2 separate regions of the Homo sapiens genome follow, and region 1 is linked to region 2. The links are chromatin loops, found by intact Hi-C in ENCODE. Cell type or tissue: OCI-LY7. All regions are shown on one strand.

The links. A loop is a pair of places that touch in the nucleus more often than their neighbours do. Peaks named below come from ENCODE experiments on the same cell type or tissue, not always from the same donor. Only the 100,000 strongest peaks of a DNase experiment are listed, where the experiment ranks them.
Region 1: a loop joins it to region 2, with 5 times the contacts of the local background. A loop is called at or near these places in 1 of 110 quality-filtered maps.

What each region holds. Positions count from the first base shown.
Region 1 is chr13:62,640,568-62,648,567 of GRCh38, reverse strand. No RefSeq gene overlaps it. Among named protein-coding and RNA genes, the nearest start is that of LINC00448, 150 kb to the left of the region's middle. RefSeq lists an enhancer at 4,587-5,786. In OCI-LY7, no CTCF peak of the experiment used is centred here; a DNase peak (open chromatin) is centred at 4,247; H3K4me3 peaks cover 1,806 bases; H3K27ac peaks cover 3,127 bases.
Region 2 is chr13:62,206,380-62,214,379 of GRCh38, reverse strand. LINC01075 (long intergenic non-protein coding RNA 1075) reads right to left here and starts at 2,098. Exons shown (of 4, transcript NR_125787.1): 1 at 1,751-2,098. RefSeq lists a silencer at 1,790-2,084 and an enhancer at 4,572-4,671. In OCI-LY7, a CTCF peak has its summit at 1,904 (motif pointing left); DNase peaks (open chromatin) are centred at 4,569 and 6,809; H3K4me3 peaks cover 1,920 bases; H3K27ac peaks cover 4,200 bases.

The DNA of each region.
Region 1 (8,000 bases), 430 kb before region 2:
CTAATTTATAACTAAGCAAGTAAAAAAGCTTCTTAGATTTTATAGTCAGTCGTCTAAAATTAGTTTAATAATGTCTCTCTACACTAAAAGACTATAAGTCTCTCTAATAATACTTCTTCATTCTTTATTAACGTAACCATCAGAATGAAAAAAATGTGTCATAAAGTCCCTTTTATAAAATAAGGAAGCTGGACAAAAAGTTATCAGTAGCAGCAGTTAAAATGATATGATTCTATAATTAAATATGAAATATTAAGTTAAGTGTTCATCACAAATTTATTTTTAGTGATGATGTTAAGAATACTGAACTTTTAAACATTAGGTAACATAATGGCTATTGAAGACCATGATTATATTTAGTTCAATTTATAACAGATACACAGTTCCTAATATATTTCTGTTTATAATAAAAAAAACTTATGTCCATATTATGTAACTTTGCATTATAACTGAAATTCACAAGGAGAGTATGTTTCCTAAACTGTGCTGATTTGTGAAAGCATATACACACAACTTACTTGCTTCTGTGTGTTTCTAAAAATATTTCAGATAATATAAATAATAAGCTGGAGACCTAGGAAAACCAGTGATGTGGTTCAGTACACGTCCAGAGGCTGAGAACTATGGGAAGCAATGGTGTGTCTCACTCCAAGGGTACAAGACCTAAGTTTCACTCAGGTAGTCAGACAGCAGAATTGAATTATTCCTTCTTCTGCCTTTTGTTCTATTTAGCCCTTCATTGGATTGAATAGACGCCCATGCAAATTGAGGAGGAGAATCTGCTCTACTGAGTATATTATTACCTCTCCAAATGCTAATCTAATCTAAAAACACATTCACAGATACATCTAGAAATAATATTTAGCCAAATAGCTGCACATCCTGGGATCCAGTCAAGTTAATGTATATAACTATCACAAGTCAAATCTTTGACTTGGCACCCATATGCATTTTCTTACACTATACTTATTTTCTAAATAAAGGCAATAAGATTATAAATTTGTCTGACTTGATAGAACTGTCCTGTGTACAATCAAAAATACACAAACCCCTCCTCAAAAGAGGTAAAGTCCTTGAGTGTTGTTTTCTCTTTGCCCATTTTCTGTAATTTAAATAATATGATACAAAAGTATCAATATTTATATGTTATGATATAAAGTTAATATTCTTATGTGACATGATAGGGTAATAAGAAAGGAAACAAATCAAATATACACACACAAATGTATTCATAACAAACTATGACAATTACAATTCTCAATTTTGTAACTGGTCACATGATCATAGCTGGTATTTATTATTACCTTTTACCTCTAAGCACCCTGTTTTGCCTTTGCCTTCAGGCAGCACCTCAGCTTCTCATGGTTCTTTACCTAGTAGAATAACCTAAAACCTTATTCCTGAAGGGTCTGGACCATTAGTAGTCCTGCCTGGACTAGGTCACTGTAATTTTCCATTGACCTTAATCACAGGGCATGGAAATACTAAAAGACATTCTAAAAGATTTTTTATATACCAGGCATACTGTTCCTTTTCTTCATAGTGGAGTAGTGTCCAATTGGCCCTTAAAATTAGCATTAATCAGCAGTGATTTTAGCCATGTTGGCCTTAGTAAGTAGAAAGCCATTTTGCAAAGCTCATGCATAATCACCACCCTTACCACCATGGACACTTTTTTAAAGAGTCCACTGTATGATGACAAGGATGTCTGGGGAAAAAGGTCAACTAGTTTCAGCAGAATAGGTTACCCTATCCACTTCATTATTTAAATCTTCCTCTACTGAAGTCACTCTTTGGTAAGTATTCACATGGGACAAATATCTTCAAAGTCTTTGCCCATTTGGAGAGGTCTATCCATATACCTCTTCTTCAAAATTTCTTACCATCACTCTTCCAATTATCTTCCTTCCAAGTTCCTGGATATTGAGGCAAAATATTGGACACAGGCAAAGAATTGGTCTATAATCACGTCTGGTCATTTTTCCTTCCAAATGAAGTGCACATCCAGGTGCTCTGCTTAAAGTTTTACCCACTGACAGGATTTTTCTTCACTACTGTCCTTCAAGGATGTCCCAGAAAGGGGCTATAGTGCTGCAGCTGTGCACTTTCAGATGGTTGCTGTATATTATGCAGGATTGTCTATAAACAAGACCTGACTCTTCTTCTTCCATTAAGTCAATGTAGAAAAATCTCCATGAGCCCATAATTGCAGACTGGGAGAGAAAACGTACTATAGCAGGAGTGGGGACCATGGGCATTTGGGTCACTTCACGCAACTTACTTATACTTTCACGATCTGATCAGGCTTGAGCATGTATATACCACCTTCATTTGATGATAGAATACTGTTGTATAAGCTCAACTTTATGGTTTAGTGGGTCAGATATCTCTCAGTTCATGATAAGCATCTCAGGTCTCATGGTAACTTAGTGGCCCATATTAAGCATTCAGTCTCTACTAAAACATGGTAGCAGGTCAAGGGCTGTGTCTTAAAAGATGGCAGAGCTTTGCTCCAAATCTGAAGCATTTGTGATGTGATTCATCAATAGGAGCCAGCCAAAGTCTCCAAACAGCATTCTTTTCTGCTGCTGACATTTAATGCACTATTGGATAAGGTGCAAGAGGCAGAGCCACTTGCACAGCAGCCTGAATCTGTTGCCGAGTCTTCTTCTGTCTGGATCCTATTAAAAAGTAATATCTTTTTAAGTCACTTAGTAAATGGGCTGGAGTAACATACCCAGTTGAGAAATATGTTGCCTCCAAAATCCAAAGAGGCTCACTACATGTTGTGCCTTTGTCTTGGCTTTAGAAGGAGCCAGGTGCAACAACTAATTATTCACATTAAAATAAATATCTCAACATGCCCCACACCACTGGATCCCTAGAAATTTCACCAAGATGGAAGGCCCCTGAGCTTTTTCTGGATTTATTTCTTTTATTCTGGCATGTAAATGAATTACCAATATGTCTAGAGTAGGTGCTACGTTTTGCTGTCTAGGTCTGATCATCATAATGTCATCAATGTAATAGATTAGTGTGATATCTTGTGGAAAGGAAAGGTAATCAAGAATCCTGTGAACTAAATTATGACTCAGGTCTGGAGAGTTGATATCCCCATGAGGTAGAACAGTGAAGATGTATTACTGGCCTTGCCAGCTGAAACAAAACTCATTTTGGTAGGCCTTATCAAAAGGCATGGAGAAAAGGGCATTTTCTAGATTAATACAGGTAACAAGGGATATATTAATTTGCCCAGGCAATGAAACCACATCTGATAGTGCAGTTGTAATTGGGGTCACCACCTGGTTAAGCTTACAATAATCCACTGTCATTCTCCAACATCCATCTGTTTTCCAAACAGGCCAAATAGTTGATTTGAATGATGTTGTGGTGGAAATCATCACCCCTGCCCCCTTCAAATCCTTAATGGTGGCAGTGATCTCTGCAAGTCCTCCAGGAATGCAGTATTGCTTTTGTTTTACTATTTTTCTAGGTAGAGACCATTCTAATGGCCTCCAGTTGCTTTTCCCACCATAATAGCCCTCATTCTACAGGTAAGAGAGAGAGTCACTGTAGAGATTCTGTCTACTGCTGAGTACATCTATGCCAATTATTCATTCTAGAACTGGGGAAATAACCACAGAATGGGTTCTGGACTGACTAGGTCCACTGAGAGATAGACTCTAGTTAAATCTCCATTAATCACCTGATTTTCATCAAGCCCATTCTATGACTAGTGGGTCACAATGATGATTTTTTGTTTCCTGGAATTAGTGTCAATTCAGAGCCAGTGTCCAGTAGTCCCAGAAATGTTTAATTATTTCAATTTTTCCAATTCACAGTTACTGTGATGAGACTATTGGTCCTTTTGGAGATGACTGGGAGAGAGATTAACAGTTTAAATTTTCAGCAGTGTTCCATGGTCCTTCCTCAAAGGACCCAGGTTTCTTTTAATTCAAGGGTTTCTGGATCTATAAACTGGCTCATGTCTGGAAATTAATGGAGAGAACATGACTCTCTGTTTTTATGATTCAGGTTAGACTTCTGTTTACTTGCTTAGGCTTTTCTGCTTGCACAGATCAAGTAAGAATTTAGTAGGCTTCCTATCTATTTAACTTCTAGGAATAGCATGATTAACTAGTCAATGCCATGTGTCTGTGTCAATCAGTTGCTGCTTTAGCTCTGCTGTTAATTATGGTAACTGCACCTACCCTGCTTTTGGCAGTTAAGTGCAACAACTTGCCAGTTCCGCCACCTGGCCCCTGCTGCCCCAGGACACAATTACCTACTTTGCATTTAGATTTTCCAATTGAGTGCCTGCAGTTCTCACTGAAAGACCTGGCCTATAGAGCAGAGTGATCACAGAGCTCTTCAAAAATGCTGGGGCTCTTGTCACAAATTTCTCAGTGTTGGTGACAGGAATGACTTCTGGACTCTCCCATGTGGGTGAGTGGGTCTTAAATGACAAATCTACTCTAACATTCCATTTCTTTAAGCCTTTGAATCTCTTTCTCCATTAAATGAAAGCAGATGCAGCATTTCCGGTTTGCTCACTGTGGGCTACCTTTCCATCACAGTTTCACCCAACTACTCACACAAACTCTGAGTGCACTTTCTACCTCCCCAAGCTGCAAAATTAAATGCAGAATGTTTGCTTAGTGAGCCCATATCAATAAATTTGGCCTGAACCAACTTTATGTTTTCTTTTATGATTATCCCACACTCTCAGTATTCATTTCCACACATGTTCCTCAGATATTTTGTATCTTACCCTTAGGAGCCTGCTGAGACTTGAGTATAGAAGCAAAGAGAGGTGCTGGGGTGGTACTAAAATTTGAATTGAAATCTGAGGTTCTGCAGATAAATAGAAAATAAAGCAACAAGGGAAATTGACTTATACAATTATGGAGGCTGAAAAGTAAAATTATCTGCTGTCTACCAGCTGGAGACCCAGGAAATCTGGTGGTATAGTTCAATCTGAGTCTGATGTCCTAAGGACCAGGGTAGACACTGTTTTAAGTAAGTCATCAGTGTTATAAATAAAGTTTTGGTGCTGCAGAAGAAACAGTACTCAAACATAAAATTTTCAATTCTCAGCAAGGCAAAGTACTTCTATAGAAGGGTATGCCCTCAAGATGGAGCAATGGTGAGCACACACCTGGACAAGGGAGGGAAAGGTGTTCTTATTCCTGATGCATGTGGTCCCTACTGCTGTGTGGTTCTCCTATTGGCTAGGGTTAGACGGCACAGGCTAAACTAATTCCGATTGACTAAAGAGAGTGACAGGGTGAGTGGTTTGGCAGGAAAAATGGTTATGAATTGAGTCAGGGTGGAGAATGAATCGGAATGAGTCAGGGTTGAGTAGGTAATTGGAATGAGTCAGGGTGAAGAATGAGTCAGGGTGGAGCAGGTAATAACAATGAGTCAGAGTGGAGAATGAGTCAGGGTGGAGCAGGTAATCGCAATGAGTCAAGGCAGAGAATGAGTCAGGGTGGAGCAGGTAATCAGAATGAGTCAAGGTGAAGAATAAGTCAGGATGGAGAATGAGTCAGGGTGGAGTAGGCAATTGGAAATGTTGCCTTACGAGAAAGTTAAGTTTAAAAGTAGAAGGCATAGAATTGAATATAGTGACATATTAATTCTTTGAAGAAAAATTTAGAATTTATATTTAACAATCAGTCAGAAGACTGATATCCTAGCTCAGCAATCAGGCGTAACAGATGCATTCTCCTCTACTCTGCCTTTTTTCTATTCAAACCCTCAACAGATTAGATCAGGACAACCCACATTGGAGAGAACAATCTACTGTTTTTAGTTCACCTATTCAGATACTAATGAGATCAGAAAACATCTTCAGAAACATATGCAGCAATGTTTAATCTGTGCACCCTGTGATCTACTTAAATTGACACATAAATTTAACCATCACAATAATCCTATTGATGCCGTTTATTTTTGTGTATGTATATGACGTACTATCTCAGGTCATTTGCTTTCAGCCTAAAGAAATTTCTTTCATATCTCTCATGTTGGTCTGCTAGAAACAAGTTATCTCAGTTTTTGTGTATCTACAAAGTCTTGCTAATTTTTGAAAAATAGTTTCCATGGATACACGATTCTTGGTTGATAGTCATTGTCTTTAAGTATTTTGATTATCCCACTGCCTTCTGGCCTCCGTTGTTTCTGCTGAGAAATTAGATGCTAATTTTATTAGGATTTTTTTGTTATGAGTTATTTTTCTATTGCTGCTTTCAAGATTTTCTTCCTTGTATTTGACTTTTAGTATTTTTAATTTGATGTGCCTGTTTGTGGATCTCTTTGTGTTTATCCTACTTGGAGTTTGTTGAGCTTCTGGAATGTGTGAATTAGTGCCCTTCAATAAATTTGGGAATATTTTTGCCATTGTTTTTTAAAGATATTTTTTTTGTTTCTATTTTCTCTCCTTTCCTTCTGGTACTGTTATTACATGTGAATTGGTGTGCTTGATGATTTCCCACACTTCTCTGAGGCTCTGTTTATTTTTTAGATTCTTTGTGCTATTTGTCAGCTTGCATAATCTCAATGAATTTATCTTCAAGTTTGCTAATTGTTTCTACTGTCAGGTCAAATCTATTTTCCCAAACTCTTTCAAATGAAGTCAGTACCCTTGGAAATGGAAAAGAAATTATCTTTTGTAAGCCCTGCTTATCCCCTCAGTGAGAAAAAAAATCACTGAGAGACGGCACTGGAACTGGATTGAAAATGGCCTACACTTCTCTGAGTGTCCCCCTGTTCTAGAAACTGAGTACTCAGTCATGTGGATGTGTGAAGGCAGCATCCCAAGGTCCTCTTGGCTTATTTCTAATGGCATGGAATAGCCACTGCATTAGCAGGGGCAAGGTCAAGGAGGACCCCACTATTCTATGCATGCCATGCCCTAGGCAGAGCCTCTAGTACATAGGTGGAAGATGGACAGCAGGTGGAAATTCTCACCTCTCAACTGTACCAACCTTGGGCTTAGGCTTATGTTTGGATATCTAAGGCAGGATTTGAAATGCCAAGTCCTGATTATTTAAAACAGAAAGCACTCCAACTGAAAAATGGGTATAGAAGGAGCCCTGTTCTTGTTTGAAGCAATCTAGAATGCAGTCTTCACCTCACTGAGCTGGGAGTGGGGAAGAAAGAAGTGGTCTTGTTCAAATGCCACAGACTATCATCTTTCTTATTAAATATTTCTAGATTTTCTTGAAGAAATGTTTCTTGATTTGCTGTTTATCCTTAGGGCCATTTCTAGAAGCTTAAATGTATCTATGTTTGTATGTATACGTATGCCTGTATGTGTGTATATGCATACCTGTTTGTATATATGTACATGTATGTGTACATGTATATGTGTGTATGTGTATATGTATACATAAACTTTTGCTTTTACTCTGTAGTAGAACAGCAGAGCTTGCACACTTCGTGTTAGAGAGGTTTATTAACTAAATCCATTTTTAACATGATAGCCAGATTGTTCCTTCTTAACAATAACTTAAATATATTACATTTATTTCTCCACTTAAAACCTTCTATGGGATTCCGCAATAATATTCTTTACCCCTTGTGATATTCAACCTCCAAAGTGGTCACAACGATCTCCAGCCAGTTGAATTCACACCCTTTTGTGGTCTCTACACATTTTCCAAGAGTCTTTTTATGTGACCAATAGTATTTGACAGAAGTGAGCATCTATGTTATTAGGATACTCCATTAGCCTATAGAGACAGACATGCAGTGAGGAACTAACAGTAGATGTGAAACTGAGGCCTTCCAAAGCCATGTTAATAAGCTTGAAAAAAGATTCATTCTCATGTGAGCCTTCACATAAGACTGCATTCCTGCCTGACTAGTTTTGACTGCAGTAACATTGAAAGCTAGAGTCAAAATCACACAGGTAAACTGCTACTAGATTCCTGACACAGAACATAAGAGACAAGATATATTTGCCCATGAGGACAAAAATTTTTTTTCATTATATA
Region 2 (8,000 bases):
ACCTCTAACCTTCCCTTTGTTCTTTGGACCCACCAAAGACAACCCGATCCAGGTGTGTGTCCCAAGTTGCAATTCTTTCTTCTTAAATAAAATGTTTAACTTCAGAGATTTGTCTCTGTATATTTTATTTTACTTCACCATACGTTATGATACAAAAGAAATTATAACATATGAGTATAAAGTGAATTTTGATTGTTTACATCCCTTATTGGTATGAATAGCAAAAACATAAGTTGCTGTCTCATTACAATTTGAGACCCTTAATTCTACATATAGAATAAAGACTTTGGTGGTTCATTGAGTAAAACATTCATAGGTGTTTTATATGTATATGAGAATATACTTGGGAACTTTTCTTGTTGCTTCAAAATTTTACTAGAACTTCAAAACGGAGGATAAAGCACACTACTGCGATCAGGTTTTAAGTAATGGTGCTAAACAAAATTTGGTGAGTCAAAAAATGTAAAAGATTGCCATTGCCATTCCTCTATTAGCTCTATCACACATCTACTGTTCAAATAAGGGTAGATTAGATTTCTGAGGAGATTCTTTAAGGAAATTATAGATGCAAAGAGATCTGGCATTTTATTAGGAAAAGACTGGATATTTCTGCCCATTCTTTTCCCCAATCTAAGGTGGGCATTCCTGGGAAGCCTCCCATAGACATTGGGGTTGTCATATAAGAGGACATTTTATCTCACACTCTTCCCATATATGTGCAACACTGTTGATACCTATATACACATTCATTGGGTGAGGAGGCAAGATCTGGTATTTATTTCTCAAATGGGAAAGTCTGAAGACAGTAGGTGACTCGATGATAACAAGGCACTATGAGAGGGGAGCCATTAGCCAAGCTGCGTTTTTACTATTTACTAACGTCGAGGGTACATTTTATTTTATTGAGGAAAAGACGGACAGAGGAAGATGAGGAAACTGAAGTTGTGATGAAAGAAATCTACCTAAGTTGGCAGCCAGCTAGAGTGAGGAAATTTCTACCAAAAGAAGCTATGATTGAAGTCCTAGAAGCAGGAATTGAGCAAAGGGTTTAAGAGACTGTATCTCCTATCACATCAGCCAAGTAAAAGGAAAATTGCACTTTTACTTATGCCCCTTCTGTCTTCTTTAAACCTGGAGTAACCACAAATGTCCACTGTGGGGGAGAGAGAGAACAAAATTTGAAAGAATCCACATTTCTGCAACTCCCCACATCCACCTCTGCAACTGCTAGTCTCTAGGCCACTGGTCAGGCCTCTACTGAGAGAATGAAAGGAAACTCAAAGTGAACATGAGTTTTAAGTTTTGATGTAGTCTGTTCTTAAATAAGTCTATTCTAACTTGGGAGGCCAAGGCAGGTGGATCACTTGGGGCCAGGAGTTTGAGACCAGCCTGGCCAACATGGTGAAACCTCATCTCTACTGCAAATACAAAAATCAGTGAGGTGTGGTGGCAGATGTCTGTAATCCCAGGTACTCCGGAAGCTGAGGCAAGAGAATCACTTGAACCCGGGAAGTGGAGGTTGCAGTGAGCTAAGATCACACCAACTTATTCCAGCCTGGGGGACAGAGCGAGACACAGGAAAGGGAAGGGAAGGGAACGGAAGGGAAGAGGAGAGGAGGGGAGGGGAGGGGAGGGGAAGGGAAGGGAAAAAGAAAGGAAAAATAAAGAAAAGAAAGAATCTATTCTGATAGCTATATGTTAATAAGAACCTTTAAGATTTGCTTGAGATGGGCTGGGCACGGTGGCTTACCACTGTAATCCCAGTGAGAGGTGACAATGTGTTAGCAGCCCTGGCTCCCTCTCAGTGCCTCCTTGGCCTCAGCGTCCTCTCTGGCCCTGCTCAAATAGCTCTTCTGCCCGCCACAGCGCTGTGGGGCCCCTCTCTGGGGCCGGCCGAGGCCGGAACCAGCTCCCTCTGCTGGCTGTGAGGTGTGGACAGGGAGGCACGGGCGCTCCTGGGCCGGCGAGGGTTCCTGGTGGGCACGGACTTGCCAAGCCCCTGGCGGTGGGACTGCCCTGGCTAGGTGCAAAGTCCAGGGGCAAATGCCAATGGGAGGTGAAGCTGGCTGGACTTCTGGGAGGGGTGGAGTGGGGACTTGCATAACTTTTGTGTCTAGTTAAAGGATTGTAAATGCACCAATCAGCAGTCTGTGTCTAGCTAAATGTTTGTAAATGCACCAATCAGCTCTCTGTCAAAACGGACCAATCTGCTCTCTCCAAAATGGACCAATCAGCTCTCTGTAAAATGGACCAATCAGCAGGATGTGGGTGGGGCCAGATAAGGGAATAAAAGCAGGCCACCGGAGCCAGGAGCCGCAACCAATTCAGGTCTGCCTTGGGGGTGTTCAGTGTTTTTTATTTTGCTCATCACAGTGAATTTTAAGACTGCTCAGTGTTTGGGTCTGCACTGCGTTTATGAGCTATAACACTTACTGCAAAGGTCTGCAGTTTTACTGCTGAAGCCAGTGAGACCAGGAACCCACCTTAAGGAAGAAACTCCAGACCCATCTGAACATCTGAAAGAACAAATTCTGGACACACCATCTTTAAGAACTGTAATCCTAACTGCAAAGGTGCGTGGCTTCATTCTTGAAGTCAGTGAAACCAAGAACCCACCAATTCCGGACACACCAGCACATTGGGAGACCGAGGCAGGCAGAACACCTGAGATCGGGAGTTTTGAGACCAACCTGATCAACATGGAGAAACCCCGTCTCTACTAAAAATACAAAATTAGCTGAGTGTGGTGGCACATGCCTGTAATCCAGCTACTCTGGAGGCTGATGGAGGAGAATCGCTTGAACCTAGGAGGCAGAGGTGGCAGTGAGCCGAGATCGTGCCATTGCACTCCAGCCTGGGAAATGAGAGAAACTCCGTCTCAAAAAAATAAATAAATTGATTGTGATGTCATGAAGGTGCAAAGACAGTTAAAGATTACTGATATTGTTACAACACTGTGTTGATTGTAGTAGTGGGAGAAAATACTGTTTTCTGATTAGTTTATCAGATATAGCTCATTATATATGTGGTGAGAGGTATGAGTGTCTTCATTTTCAAATCATAAAAAACTGTAGGGGGTTTACCAAGACTTAAAACTTGTTTGTTAAGTCTTTAAAGCCTTTGCTATATTTTACTAGGCATTCTATGGTTCCTTTAAGAATTTTATAGCTCATCATTTTAATTTTATTTAGTTTTTACCATATCAAGTGCAAGCTCAGATAAGTTTTCCAGATCTTTCATTAGTGTCAAGTCGTGTTAGCTAAAATGCACTTCAAAGTAGTTTCTAACGTTTATATATACTTTTCAGCAAGGCCAGACTTCTGACTACCCCATGATATACCTTCCGTATTCCTGTTTTTAAGTTTGCCTGGGCTGGTTCTTTCTTTAATAGCAATTTGTCACTTCTTGTCTGCCTATTTTGAAGGTATACAATTTTAAGATTCAGCTCAAGCTGGGTTTCCCAATACAAAAGAGCTTAACATGACTTGTTCTTTTCCACGTAATGTAGCTATAGTATTAACAAGCTAGGCTTTGAAAGAAAAGTAAAAGAAAATTTTAAACATTGTTGAAACATGACCACACCATTACACTCATTTGAAACAATTTATTTACCAGTGAGACATAAATTGTTTTTGTTGATTGCTATTTTGTAGTATAAGTTTGGATTGGCTAAGTATTGCAAGAAAGAGAAAGCTGATCTGGGAAAGACATCAAAATAAAGAGGAGTTGTATGCTTTAAATATAAAAATATAAAGCATTAACTATATTAGAATATATTTTACAAGTTCTTAACAATCATAGAATTCTAGAAATGGAAATTGGAAGATAAATATATTATTAGTGGTTAGAGGAAAATGAAAAATCTGCCTAATTTCCAGATGGCAGTTTTAATTTTATTTCCCTGTATCTATAAAATAAAGGTATTATTAGATTACACACGTATTTATATGTACATAGCTGTACTATAGTGACATAAATATATTTATAATATATATTACTATCACTTAGGTATAATGATTAATGACTACTAATTAAGAACTGATCCGTGTAGATCATTTACATGAAAAACAAAGAAATATATGCTAAAATTACATCATGAGAAAAAATGTCCCAATGTCAATGAATACATTTTATTTCTTAATTTAATGATGCAATATTATCAGTAAAAGAATATTCAAGGTAGCAAATAACTTGGATGTGAATTTGATTTCCATAAAAATTTTACTTAGGCTTCTAAATTTACTCCTCAACTTTACACAACCCATGCTCTGAATCTACCATGTTGTTTCCTTGATTTTCTTTGTATTTTAGGAGACATATAGAAACTCCTAAGAATATAGTAAAAGTACAAAGAGAAGATAGAGAGAGATCCCCAAAGAAATTAACAGCCCCCTAATTGCTAATTAAAAGCTCTTTGCTTTCTCTCCACATGGCCAGTACAGCTGCTTCACATCCTATCACTGAAAAGAAACACATAAATTCAAAGACGATATTGAGAGCAGCACCTGGTTCTGAGTGCACCTGTCGTGATGAGAGTATATTTCATACTGTCTGTAAATTAACATTTCCTAGGGCCCCAAAAGATGATTTTTTTCCCTCATTCAACTTCTTCCGTTGTCCCCAGTGTAAAGAATCAGTAGTTTCGCTTCCATTTTCGATACTAAATATATCATATCGTTATTTGCTTCACTGGTGCAGACACCTGCCTCCTGCTGTAAACGCCGTGTTCCAGCTCTAAAAGATTTCCCCAGGGCTTCCCATTCAAGTATTGGCTTGTAACTATGGCTTAATATCGTGTCAAAATCTCTTAAGGAAGATACAGCCTGTCACGTCATTTAAAGATTGAACCTTCATCTACTGAGATTCTGAAAATGTCCTTTGAGTGTTTGAAGCATGAGCAGACAAATAAAAGGCTAACAAGTCATTTGTAAAGATAATAGCTAACAGCAAGCATTCTCCTTTCCCTACCCCCTTTCCATTAAATGTTGATAAAGAAAAAAGAGAGCAGACTGCAGGGCCCTAGTTTTCGTTATTTGTAAACAGGTCAGAGGAAGCTTAAAACTCAAGTGTTTTAGACATGGAAAAAAAATATCTCCAACATCCTGCAAGGATTCAAGCATCACTGAAACGTGAATGAGATGTCAGTTTTCTGAAGGAAATAATTTTACAGACTCAGGATAGAGATGTGGTTGCTAAAATGCTTTTAATGATTTTTTAAATTCACTATATTATAGAAAATAAACTGGGTCTGTTTTTACCTCATGGTGGTTTTAATGCTTGGCTTGAAGAGTAGTAGAAAAAGCTTTACAAGTTGGGAAGAAGATCAGGAACCCCCTGTGGAATTTGGTAAGTGGAATAGTCAGTTCTACATTTTTGAATTACCATAATTCATACAAATCTCATAGGTGGCAAATAAATAACTTTAATCTTTGTCATTTAGGAGAATCAAACTTCTCAATATACAGATAATCCTTGAGTTAAGATGAGATTATATACAATAAAGCCATTATAGATAAAATATATTGTAAATAAAAAATGCATTTAATACCCCAACAAACCCATTCTAAAGCTTAGAGGGAAAGAGAGCCATCAGGTCAGGTTTGTATTTCTCAAATTCACAGTCATTGCCACCTTTGCTGCAGAAGTGGTCTGGCCTGAGTTTGAAATCCCGTCCTCCTGAAAATCAGAATGAGATGTTCCTAAAGAGCATTAACAGCATTTTTCAAAGAGAAATAAGCAGGGCAACATAAAATAATGTCTCGAATAGAACATGGCAAAACCCACACTAAAGCTGAAAATAACAAAGAAACCATTTTTGAGAACAGTGTTGATGTCCTACAGGTAGTATCCCCAGCCTTACTTCTTCCCTTCTATATCTTGAACTAAGATTACTGAAATACTAAACTCCTAAACTGCCCTTCTTTTGGAACAACATCAAGTGTATTAGGTTGGAGCAAAAGTAATTGCAATTTTTGCAATTAAAAAGCTGCAAAAAATTATTTTTGGGTACAAAAATAAAATGGACTTTGCTTCTCTGATCCTTGATTGGAATCACTCGCCACAAGTCCAAACTCTGTGAGAATACCTCCCCACTCAGCCTTTCTGAAATATACCATGGTTGCTCTAGTGTGCATTCTTCTTTGCTGCATTAAGCTATTCTGTTTGAATACAAGTACGCTCCTGGTAGATCTGGCATGTTGGTGTTTATTAGTGAGAATTTCATTATGACTTGATTGATATCCTTGCTGACGCAGACTAGGACTCAGTTACAGAATGAGATTCATTGAGTCTACTTGCTCAAGACCACCGTGCTTAAAATGGTGAGGCAATTCTTGCACTGAATCTGAACTCTGAATACTTTCTTGAGTCCTTTGGTATTAGTGCTATTTTATTTGTCATAAGAATAAAATCTTTAAGGAATTTTTGGTTATATTGTCAAATTTGTGCTTATTTTTTTTAATGACAATTTTGTTACTGAAATTCTAGGGCTTTAGTCTATGTCCTGTTAGCTTGCCACACAGAAAGCCAATCACTGAGACAATGAGTATTGCCAGGGATGGAGGCTTTATTCAGGTGATGTAGCCCAGGAGATGGGCAATTAGTTTCAACTCCATCTCCTCAACTGACTAAAATCAGAGGTTTATATAGCAAGAAAGAAATATAACCATGTGTGGGAAAACAGGAATAAGGGAGGGGTAAGGAAGAGAGCTGGTCAATAGGAAGTAGGTGGTTGGTTATACAGACATGTGAATGAGGGATCTGGTATTCATTGTCCACATGTGGTGATTTGGTAAGTTTCAGTTCCTTTACACTATCCTGATGGTTTGTTTTCCGAGAAAGGAACTCAGGTAAGACAGATGTAACTTTTTCAAGTTTTAAGACTGGGAAGGTCAACTTCGATGTTTATTCAAAAGAAACCACAAACATCAATTCTATGGGACAACTGGGACAGTTTCAGTTTGACAAAGCATGAATTTGTTCCCAGTCTTTCTGTTTGTCTAGTTATTATCTGAACAATTGTCTGTATATAAGGGTAGGTTTATAAAGAGTAGAATATATATATATATATACATATATATATATATATATACATATATATATATATATATATGGGTTGTATGAGCCTGTATTCTAAGCCAGTACCAAACCCTAATGTGTTCAGAAGTTCTATCACAGCTGCTTCCTTTGCTTTGTTTTTCAAAATTTAATAGGAATTTCTTCAGTTTTGGATCTGTGAAATTTGCTTTGAGATCAATCTCCTGGCCACACATTTGCTGGCTAAGGGACTGCTATCTGACCCAAAATAAGCCCATTGGGTAGTATTGCTTTGGCTCGTCCACTAATAAGCTTGTGCTACCTCTGGAAGAATGCTGGGTTCTTTTATTATTGTTGCTGTTATTATTATTATTGTTGTATTTATCTTTTTAAATGGCCTAACACTGACTTGACCATTTCAAATTGCAGTGGTTACTTAGAAAATTTTTGACACCTAGAAGATTGTTCATTTGAGAGTTACCTTAGAACAACAACAATAAAAAGAATCATTCACAGGGAAATCCTGTGTCTTATCTATGTAAAAGAGGGGTTAATTTGTTTAGCATAAGAGACATCCTTTCTTTCTTTCCACATTTGAGCATTGATAAGAATGACTATTTTAATCATATACTCTTAAAAGAATTTGGTTCTTGATTAAATTTTCTGTATATGCTGAATTATTGAATATATATAAACATAAATTTTCCTTCCTAATTGATAAGGAAATTCATAATTAACCTCCTATAATAGTAAGTCCATATATAGTAATATTTGTGTTTGAGTATGTGGCTTCTTCTAATTTCTTCCATCTCCTTTTCCCCAATTTTTTTCTTCTTGTCTCTCACACTTTCCTAGGAAACTTTAACTAATAAAAATAAAATTCCACCCACTATATTATTTCAGAATCATACATTTTAATGTGCTAGGGCTATCTCAATATTGACTCATTGTGAAATTTGTTCAGA